2 separate regions of the Homo sapiens genome follow, and region 1 is linked to region 2. A link is a loop called in an ENCODE intact Hi-C map of the cell type or tissue named here. Cell type or tissue: prostate gland. All regions are shown on one strand. Each heading gives the region's core, and the rest is flanking DNA. Links, peaks and the distances in the headings are about the cores only.

Evidence for each region. A loop is a pair of places that touch in the nucleus more often than their neighbours do. Peaks named below come from ENCODE experiments on the same cell type or tissue, not always from the same donor. Only the 100,000 strongest peaks of a DNase experiment are listed, where the experiment ranks them.
Region 1: a loop joins it to region 2, with 2.5 times the contacts of the local background. A loop is called at or near these places in 7 of 110 quality-filtered maps.

What each region holds. Positions count from the first base shown.
Region 1 is chr1:47,447,457-47,451,842 of GRCh38, reverse strand. No RefSeq gene overlaps it. Among named protein-coding and RNA genes, the nearest start is that of FOXD2, 12 kb to the right of the region's middle. In prostate gland, for the core only: a CTCF peak has its summit at 1,748 (motif pointing left); a DNase peak (open chromatin) is centred at 1,742.
Region 2 is chr1:47,506,029-47,510,414 of GRCh38, reverse strand. It overlaps LOC124904173 (a long non-coding RNA gene), which reads left to right and starts at 2,548. Exons shown (of 2, transcript XR_007066066.1): 1 at 2,548-2,819; 2 at 3,860-4,191. RefSeq lists a silencer at 1,926-2,205. In prostate gland, for the core only: no CTCF peak of the experiment used is centred there; a DNase peak (open chromatin) is centred at 2,364; H3K4me3 peaks cover 1,080 bases; H3K27ac peaks cover 1,767 bases.

The DNA of each region.
Region 1 (4,386 bases), core at 224-4,223, 59 kb after region 2:
GCCATAATCATGCCACTGCACTCTAGCCTGGGTGACACAGCAAGACCCGGTCTCCAAAAAAAGAAAAAAAAAAAATTCTGTGGGAGTGGGGAGATGCTAGTGAAGGCTTGGTGGGGGAGGTGACCCTGAGTAGGGAGTGAACCAGGTAGAAAGTGGAAGAAGGAACAATCAGATAATCAGACCCATGAACCACAGAATCACTCTGGCTGTTGGGCTCATTAAAGAGTAGTCTCCTAGAATTATTCTTTTAATCAATGACTATTTATTGCACCAGACAGCATGCTGGATAGAGATCTCAGTGTGACTGTGGCCTTCAGTGAAAAAGAAAGAGAGGGGGAGAGAGAGAGAGATCTCAGAACTGAAGCCATCTCATATCCCAAAGCCAGCCTGACTTCCACATCGTGTTCTTGAGGGGCAGACTGCCTCTTCCAAATCCAAGGACCTGGGGAGAGGAAGTTGCTCTGGGTGCTGGAATGAAGGGTGAATCCCTTCTGGTGACATTGGAGGAGGGCTGCTCAAATGGAAATCTGTGATGGATGATGACACACTGGGAGGGGCTCCTGGCTCCCTATAGCTGCCATGACCAGCAAGTCCAGCGGCCAGAGGTCTGTTGACTGAAATCGGAGTCAAACAGGATCAAGTATGGGGTGATGAGTTCTCCCCACAGCAGGCTCCAGAGCTGGGGAGGAATCCCCACCCCATGACATCCTTCAGCTATTCTCTCTCAAGGCCGTCGGCATTCTTCCCTCTGCGCCCATATTACAGCTTTAATTCCACATGCATTTGTGTTTCTTTCTGTCCTCCACTAGATTGTCACCATCCTGAGGACAGGAACCACATCGGTTTTGTTCACCACTGTATCCCCAGTGCAGAGGAGAGGACCAGGCACAAAGTGAGTAATAAAAGAATGGTGAAATGAATTGAGACTGACAAGGACATTCCAGCAGATGAGGGCAGTCTGGTGATAAGTTCATTTCATTTTACAGAGAGGGAGAGTAGGCCCAGGAAGATGGAGTGGTGCAAAAATAAAGCCGCCTACATATGTGGAGAGGGTGTGGGGGTGGCAAGGCCGGGCTCTGGGGTCAGGAGCACAGACAACAGAAAAGTACTCACAGTCCTGGCCCCCAAGATGCCCCAGCCTCCATAAAATCAGTTCCCTCCCCACAACTCAGCCACCTCCTCCTTGAGGTTGTGAACTCCTCCTCCCAGAGGTGCAGGGTGTGCCCAGCCACGGCAGGCTTCTCTCCAACCAGGTGTCCCAGAACTGCCCCCAAAGGGCTACGGGGAGAGGAATAAAGCAGCTACCAGTTTGGGGGTGGAATAGGGCATCCCTGCTGCGGCGCAAGAGCTACAGGGACCATAACAAGGACTGCAAGCCTTAGCACCTAATCTATGCAGGATAAGCCTTAAGAGGGAGCGCACAAAGCCAATCTTGGTAGCGCAAGCACATCCCGGTTAGCACAGGATCTGCCTCTGTCAGTTTAAGGTCATCTCTGTTAGCACAGGGTCAGACCCACTCAAAGCAGGGTCACCCCCGGTGGTATAGGGTCATCCCTTTTTAGCGCTGGGTCGTCCCGCATAGGAGCAAGATCGTCCTAGTTTGGAGAGTCAGCCTCTAACGGAGGGTCAGCGCAGAGCGGGGCGGGGTGGCCGGGTGAGCGGAGCGTAGGGTAGTCTCTGCCAGCCAGGGTGAATCCTGGTCAGCGGAGGGTAAGCTCCCGGTACTTTGGGGCCAGCGGCGCCCCCAAGTGGCTGGGCCCGTCCTGCGCTCAGGATCCGGTGTCAGGGAGGCTTTCAGGAATCTCGGTCCGGAGCCCTCCACCCTGGCTTCGCTCACTCGAACTGGGAGTCTCGCCAACTCAGTCCCGGGCCTCGCTCTTCAGAAATTGCTTCTGCTTCTGAATATTCTTTGTACGCATGTTTGAGACTTTTTCTGTTCACAGGATGCAATTTGGGTGCGCGATTGCATCTGAGACCCAGAATCCGAGATGTAGGCAGAGAGGAGAACTTCGACTGGAAAACTGGAGCCCCAGCTCCAGGGTAAGCGGCAACAGAGCCCGCCCCTCCCCATTCCCTTCGCGTCTCCATCCTCAGACACTCACTCGGCGGACTTGTCTCTGAGAGCTCTGGTCCCGGCCCCCAGTCTTCGAGTACTTCCAGCTACAACCCCACAAAAGCAAGTTCTTTAGTTTGGCCTGGGCGGGGACTTTTAGGGAGGGAGCCAAGCCACAGCCCCCTCCCCACTCAGGCTTTGGGAACGTTCTGACCCACTCCCCCACATTGATAGGTTACAGCCCTCCAGCTCCTGTGGGGTGCCCTGCCTCTCCCCACTACCCAGCCCTCATCCGGGCAAGGCTTCCCGGAAAGAAGGCTGGGTGGCTCAGGGTGAACAGAGAGGAGTAAAAAGGAGCTGGGTTAGAGGCTCCCTTTTCCATTTTGTGCCACCCTATCTCAGTGCCCCGGGAGACACAATGGGATGGGCTGAGCTCTGCCAGCTTCAGGCAGCGACTCACCTTCAACCTCATCCACATTCCCCCTTCTCCCCAAAGGAGGTACATTTATGCAAACCGGCAACCAAAACATACACAGAGATTTGGCCACCCCTCCATGGCCCTGCCAGGGAAGGAAAAAGCCCTGGGTCCCACGTGGAAGCCTCTTAGATCCAGAAAGGAAGTGAGCCAAGCTCCCAGTAAGTAGGCAGCTATGGTAGAAGTCCTGAGGCTGCTCCTGAGATGTCTCCAAAGTCCAGCACTGTCCCATCCAGCACCCTTGCTGCAGAGCGACAGCTGAGGGAGGGGCATGAGCTGTTCAGTAGACTAGAGGGAGGAGCTGGGAAGCAGCCACTGACCACAGACCCAGGAGGTGAGTCCAGGCTAACTTTCCCCAGCTCCATTTCTGAGACAGAGAAATGGAGGCCCAGTGGGGATAGGGGGAGTACTTGCCAAAGGACACAGAGAGTCAGCACCCCAGCAAGAATCAGGAATCTTCTCACCTCCTCCCCTTCTCTACTCCCAATATTAGATAAGTATCTTCAGGGTAGGTGCTAAGGTAAAGATCCAGGAGGAGTGGAAAGAGGCACCAAAAAGCCCTGGTAGCTTCCAGAGGTAAGTGTAATTCAGAATTCCTAATGCTACACTTGAGCCTACACACGCACACACATACACACACACACACACACACACACACACACACCCCAAAGCCCTGAAGCTTGGTCAGCATATCTGACCAAGGAAGGAACGGCTCCAACCAAAGCTGCCTGGGACCTGAGTGGCCCAGATTTTCTTTGTTTATTCTTCACTTTATAAAAGGCCTAGAGTCAGGTGGGGTGAGGGAAGCAAGGCTTGGAGCACTCCAGTGGGCCAACTGACAGATAGATTCTCCAACAGACTCACGAAAGCAAAAGAGGCAGGGAAGCCACCACACTGGAAGATCCGAAAACTAGAGACATTCACTGGCAAACTCTGACCATTCCCCTACCCCTTCCTCTCCTCCAAGGGGGTCACTGGCGCTGGACCTTCTGCTCTGCCTAGGGCTAGGAGGAGAATTCGGCCACCTCTCCCAGCCCAGGAACCCTGGGGAAAGTGGAGTGCCAGACGCTCTTGCTAACCTACACTTCTCCCTAAAGCCACGAGCACCTCTCTCACCTAAAGGTGATCTATTCCATGCCTGATTTATCTGGATAATTGTCTGCTATCCTTCACCTTGATCTTGACCTTACTCCTATCCTGCCTTTAGGAAGGAAGGGGCATTCAGAAGCATTGACAGCCCAGGTGACATTTGAGATTTCCCTAGAGACAAGAGGAGATGCTAAGTTTTTAGTTTCCTCAAAATAGCTATACCTTAATGAAAACAAAATTGCAGCAAGGTAGGAGAAACAAGTTCTAGTGTTCCATAGCACTGTAGGGTAGATATAGTTAACAATAATTTATTATATATCTTCAAAAACCTAGAAGAGGATTTCTAACGTTCACAACAAAAAGAAATGATAAGTGTTTGAGGTGAGAGTTATGCTAATTACCCTTATTTGATTGTTACATATTGTATGCATGTATCAAATATCATTCTGCATCCCACAAATATGGGATTTACATACAATTAAATCCCATATTTGTGGGGTTGTAATAATTGTAGTAAATTATTTACTACAATTATTATGCATCAACTAAAAATAAAAGGAAAAGATCTGGACCAGTGTCTATAGTCTATGTTATTTGTCTATGTTAATTATCTATGTTAATTGTCTATGTTAGTGCATAGATGCTGCAGGGTCCAACTTTATATCTAGGATCCTGCTGAGCAACTCTGGGCAAATGCCACCGCTCACCCCCTCTAGACCAGTTTCCCATACAATGTTAGCCTTGGAGACCCTGCAAGCTCTGGCATTTC
Region 2 (4,386 bases), core at 229-4,228:
TGACTAAATCATCAGGCTGAAATCGGAGCCGACTCCCACGGAAAACACATGTAACCTTATCCCATCTTTGTTTAACGGCGACCCATCAAGCCGCCTGATGAATTCTGCAGATGCAGCCAGCGTCTTCCTTGGGCTCCTTGAGTTCTGGGGGTCTCAATCAGACCTAGTTGTTCTTCCAGGGCTGGCCAAAGAAGCCTCTTCTACAGGTGGGTGTCCACCTGGTACCCCATCCCCTAAAATAGCTCCGCTTTGCTCCCATGCCTGAAAGTACACCATTTGTGTACCTAAGATCCCTCTACGTAAGATCCTCCTCTTCATGAAACCATCCTCCCTGAGAAAGGGAACAATGTTGAATAATATGAGAGGCATTTGTGACATCAAGAAAAGTTCTCTAAACTAGAAATTGTCCAGCCTGGCTTCCACCACAGTTCTGTGATAACACCCCTTTATCTCTCTGGGTAAAATGACCTTGCTACTTCTCTTTACCGTCTCTTCTCTCATAGAACTTTTGTGAGAATTTGATGAGCTAATGGGTTAAAAGTGCTTTATAACTTAGTTTATGGTAATATTAGCATATAATTTTCTATTTGAATTATGAAGCACTGTATGTAGAACCAGGAGACAGTGTGAAGTCAGCCACTGCCTGTGTTCAGGGGTTTCTCCTTTACCAGGAGTGACCAGCCAGGGTGGGAGGAAGAATTTGGGAGCAAATCTCATCAGTAAGCCCCGTCTGTGTGCTGGGCACTGGGTTAGTGTATGACACTCACACAGTATTTCATGTGATCCCCACATCATATATAAGATTATGCCCATTCCGAAGATGACAATTCAGGGATCAGAGAGGTTACCTAACTTTCCTGAATTACACAGTAGGAGAGTGACCAGGGGGTCAGTCTAGATTTGTCTGACCCCAAAGTTCATTAAAATACATGACAAGTGCTCTGTGGGGCCTGAGGGAGAAAAGGAGGGCAGTATGTGCCCAGGCTCAATAGAGGCCCTGCCCCTCTCCCAGCTCCTCCCTTCAGGTCCATAAATTCTTATACACACAAACACAGTCACCCCAGCACACACCACAGGTGGTCAGCGGGCAGGGAAGCTGCAGGCTGAGGCTTCCTCCTCAGAACAACGCTCCCTGCCCACACCTCCGCCATGGCCCTTTGGGTGGGGTGAGGTGGGAGGGCGGGGAGGGCAGAAGGAGCCCCCGTGTGTCATTTTCGGCAGCAGTCAGCAGAGCCTTGCAAAGTGCAAGATGGCTTTTTTAGCCCAGCATAAGGATCTAGTTAAAAACCAATAAATCAGGAGTGAAATGTGCATAGCAGCCTGCTCCGTAAAATCAACATGGCTTGTGCCTCTGCAGGGAGCCCTCTGCCTGCCCGCTGAAGACTGCGGCTCAGGCAGAGCCCTCCTCTGTCCCATAGACATCTTCGGAGAGAGAGGTCTCCTCTGTTCCTTGAAAAGACAGAGCCAGGCCACCGGAGCCCCTACTTAGGAGGTGCCTCGCTTATGACATCCCCTTTCTAGATGCAGAAATGCCAAAAAAAAAAAAAAAAATGGGTGAGCAGGGCCCAGACAGCTCTCAGCCTCCACACTGCTCCGCCCTGACATAGAAAATCGAATTAGGAGATGAATAGGCTGAGGAGTGGACGAGAACGGAGAGCCCCAGGGCGTCTCCCCAGCACAGATTACAGAAACCATCTGCAGAAAGGGGCTCGGGACCCTCACTGAGATGACCCCCGGTGGAACGGGCATCCCGGGCCTCGGCGTGCCCAGCGCAGCCCCCCGGCGGGGGCGGGGAGCGAAGGAGCCCCGGCTCAGCCTCGGGTCGGTATTTAATATCTGTAAAACTGCCACTCGGGCAGCCAAGGTAAACAGCGTCCCTGGCAGTTCAAAGGTGAGCGAGTTTAAATGTTTCCCCTCTGCCTGAAAGGAATCCGTGCCGGGCCTGCGGCCGCGGCGGCCCCAGGGAGGGACGGCCCCCCGCGCCGCCCGCCCGCAGCATCTGTGCACAGAGGCTGCGTCTCCCACACAAATACTCAAAATTTCTCATTAAAACTTATGACTGTGTCAACAGTGCGGGCTGGGCCCCTAATCTGGAAAAGCCATTTCGCCACCGCGCCCCGCCCCCCGCGGCCCACGCGCTGTCCCCGCCCGCGCTCTGTCGCCACCCTCTCCACGCCCCACGCCGCGGCGGGCGCCCCGCGGGGCCCGAAGGTGCCACCCGCCCGCCCTGTCTCCGGGGCCGAGTGGAAGCCAGGACGGGTTGGTACGGGGCGGGCGTCCTCAGAGGACCGCGGGCGCACAGGGGACACGGTAGAGGAGCTGGCTTTCCCGCCAGATAAGAGCGCCGGAACCGGCCAGGCGAAGGACGCCCGCGGCGCTTCCACTGAGCTCAGAGAGAGCTTTCTCCTGGCGACAGTCCCCTTCAGAGTCCTCTGAACAACCCCGCCCGGCCGCATCCCTTGCAAACTTGTTCCCAGGAGTCCATTTCTGCTCCCACAGGGGAAGGCCCAGCTCAGCCCCGGCCTGATGCCACAGTCCAGCTGAGACTCGAGGCCCCCAGCCCCTCAGCCCCGCTGAGCGGGAGGGGCCCCGGTGGGGGACAGAGCAAAGCTACTCTGAAGAAGGGGATGAACTTGACTTGCAGTAGACTCCAGGGCAAGAGGGAAATCAGAGAAACATTTGGGAGTAGAAAGAGTCCACCCTGGGTTCAAATCCCAGCTCTGGCACTGACGATATTTCCGTTTCCTCCTCCATAAAATTTAGGGGACAATAAGAGAAAGAAAACAGCTAAGCCCACCTACTCCAGATCCTGGCATACAGTAAGTACTCCATACATGGTAGTCATTCACTCAGTCAACCTATACTTATTTATTAAGGCTCTTTTATGTGGACCCACAGACAGCTAACAGTCTAGAGAGAAACAGACAAGTAAAACAATAGAGGCTGAGTGTTATGAAAGGGGAAGTAGAGGGTCTCAGATGAAAGACTAGATACACTGTGACTAAAAGATGAGGCAGCAGGGGAAGATATTTCAAGAGCAGAACAGCCTATGCAAAGGCCCTGAGGCAAAAGAGGATGTGATCATAGGCAACAGAGGATGTGATCGTGGGCAAAGGCACTGAGACAGAAATGAGGCTGGGGAAACGTGAGTGCCTACACGGTGTGCACCTCTCAATGAGCACTTTTAGATTGATTCTTTGTTGTATGTGAGTATACACTTAATGTATGTGCATTTGAATATGGCCAAAGACATGAACCTACACCTATGCATGTTTAAAATGTGTATGTCTGTTTGGACGTGTGCACATGTGCCTGGGTATTTATGCACGAACATGAGTGTATTTGTGTGTGTGTGTGCGCACCTGTATATGTGGCTATATATCCATACTTGTGAATCCGAATAAGGACTTGTACATTTGTGTTTGCACAAGTATCTGCACTGTTGATGTGTGTCTGTGTGTATGCACTTGTGCTCACACACACTTTAACAAATGCTGACTCCCCACTCCCCACACCTTCTCTGGTGTCCATGGTATAAGAGTGGGCAGCTAGGTCCTGCATGCACCCTTACCTTTCATTGAGGCCAGATATTCCCACTGACAGGCTATGCCTGGAACCAGTACCCATGGGCCTGATGGACCCCCTGACTGCCTTTTATTTGCTCCACCCCAAAGAAACAAGAAAATAAAAGCATGTCAAGATTTCCCTCCAGAAAGCTGAAATCCAGGCACCCATACCTCCCACCCCATTATCCTACCACAGTCAGAAGTTGTGGAGACACTGGTTACATGGCGAGCAGGAATAGCTCAGCACAGAAAGTGGGAAACTGCTGTCCCAACCCCTACCAGTTTCTCTGCAGATGTGCTGTGTGACCCAGGACAAGATGCTTTGCCCTCTGAGCTGGTGAAAACGAAGATGATGCTCCCTTCATGTTAGGCTGAAATAGAACACAAACAGAGACGCGGCAAGATGATGAACATCCTTCCAAATTTTCCATTAGACTGGGTTGGCTACCTTTAAAAATAAGAACAAAACAAAAATAATCCTCAGAAAAGCCTCATGAAGTTCAAAAGCTCCATTGCACATGTTGCCTCCAAAGGGGCAAGAATTTTGCCATTGTCACCCCTGTATTCCCCTCCTAAAACAGAACCTGGCATATAGTAGGTGCTCAATAAATATTGGTTGAATTGATAAATTTGTTCATTGAGCTATTTGCTCGTTCATTCACTTATCATATAATCCCTGTGCCATTGTTTTGTACCAGGCCTTAACTGTCCCCCACCCAAAAAGAAGGGACCCTCTTGCTTAAGCTTCACTAATATCCCAGGTAAATGCATATCACTTTAAATTCATGGCTTCCCACCTCCTTCGAGCCTCAAAACTGCC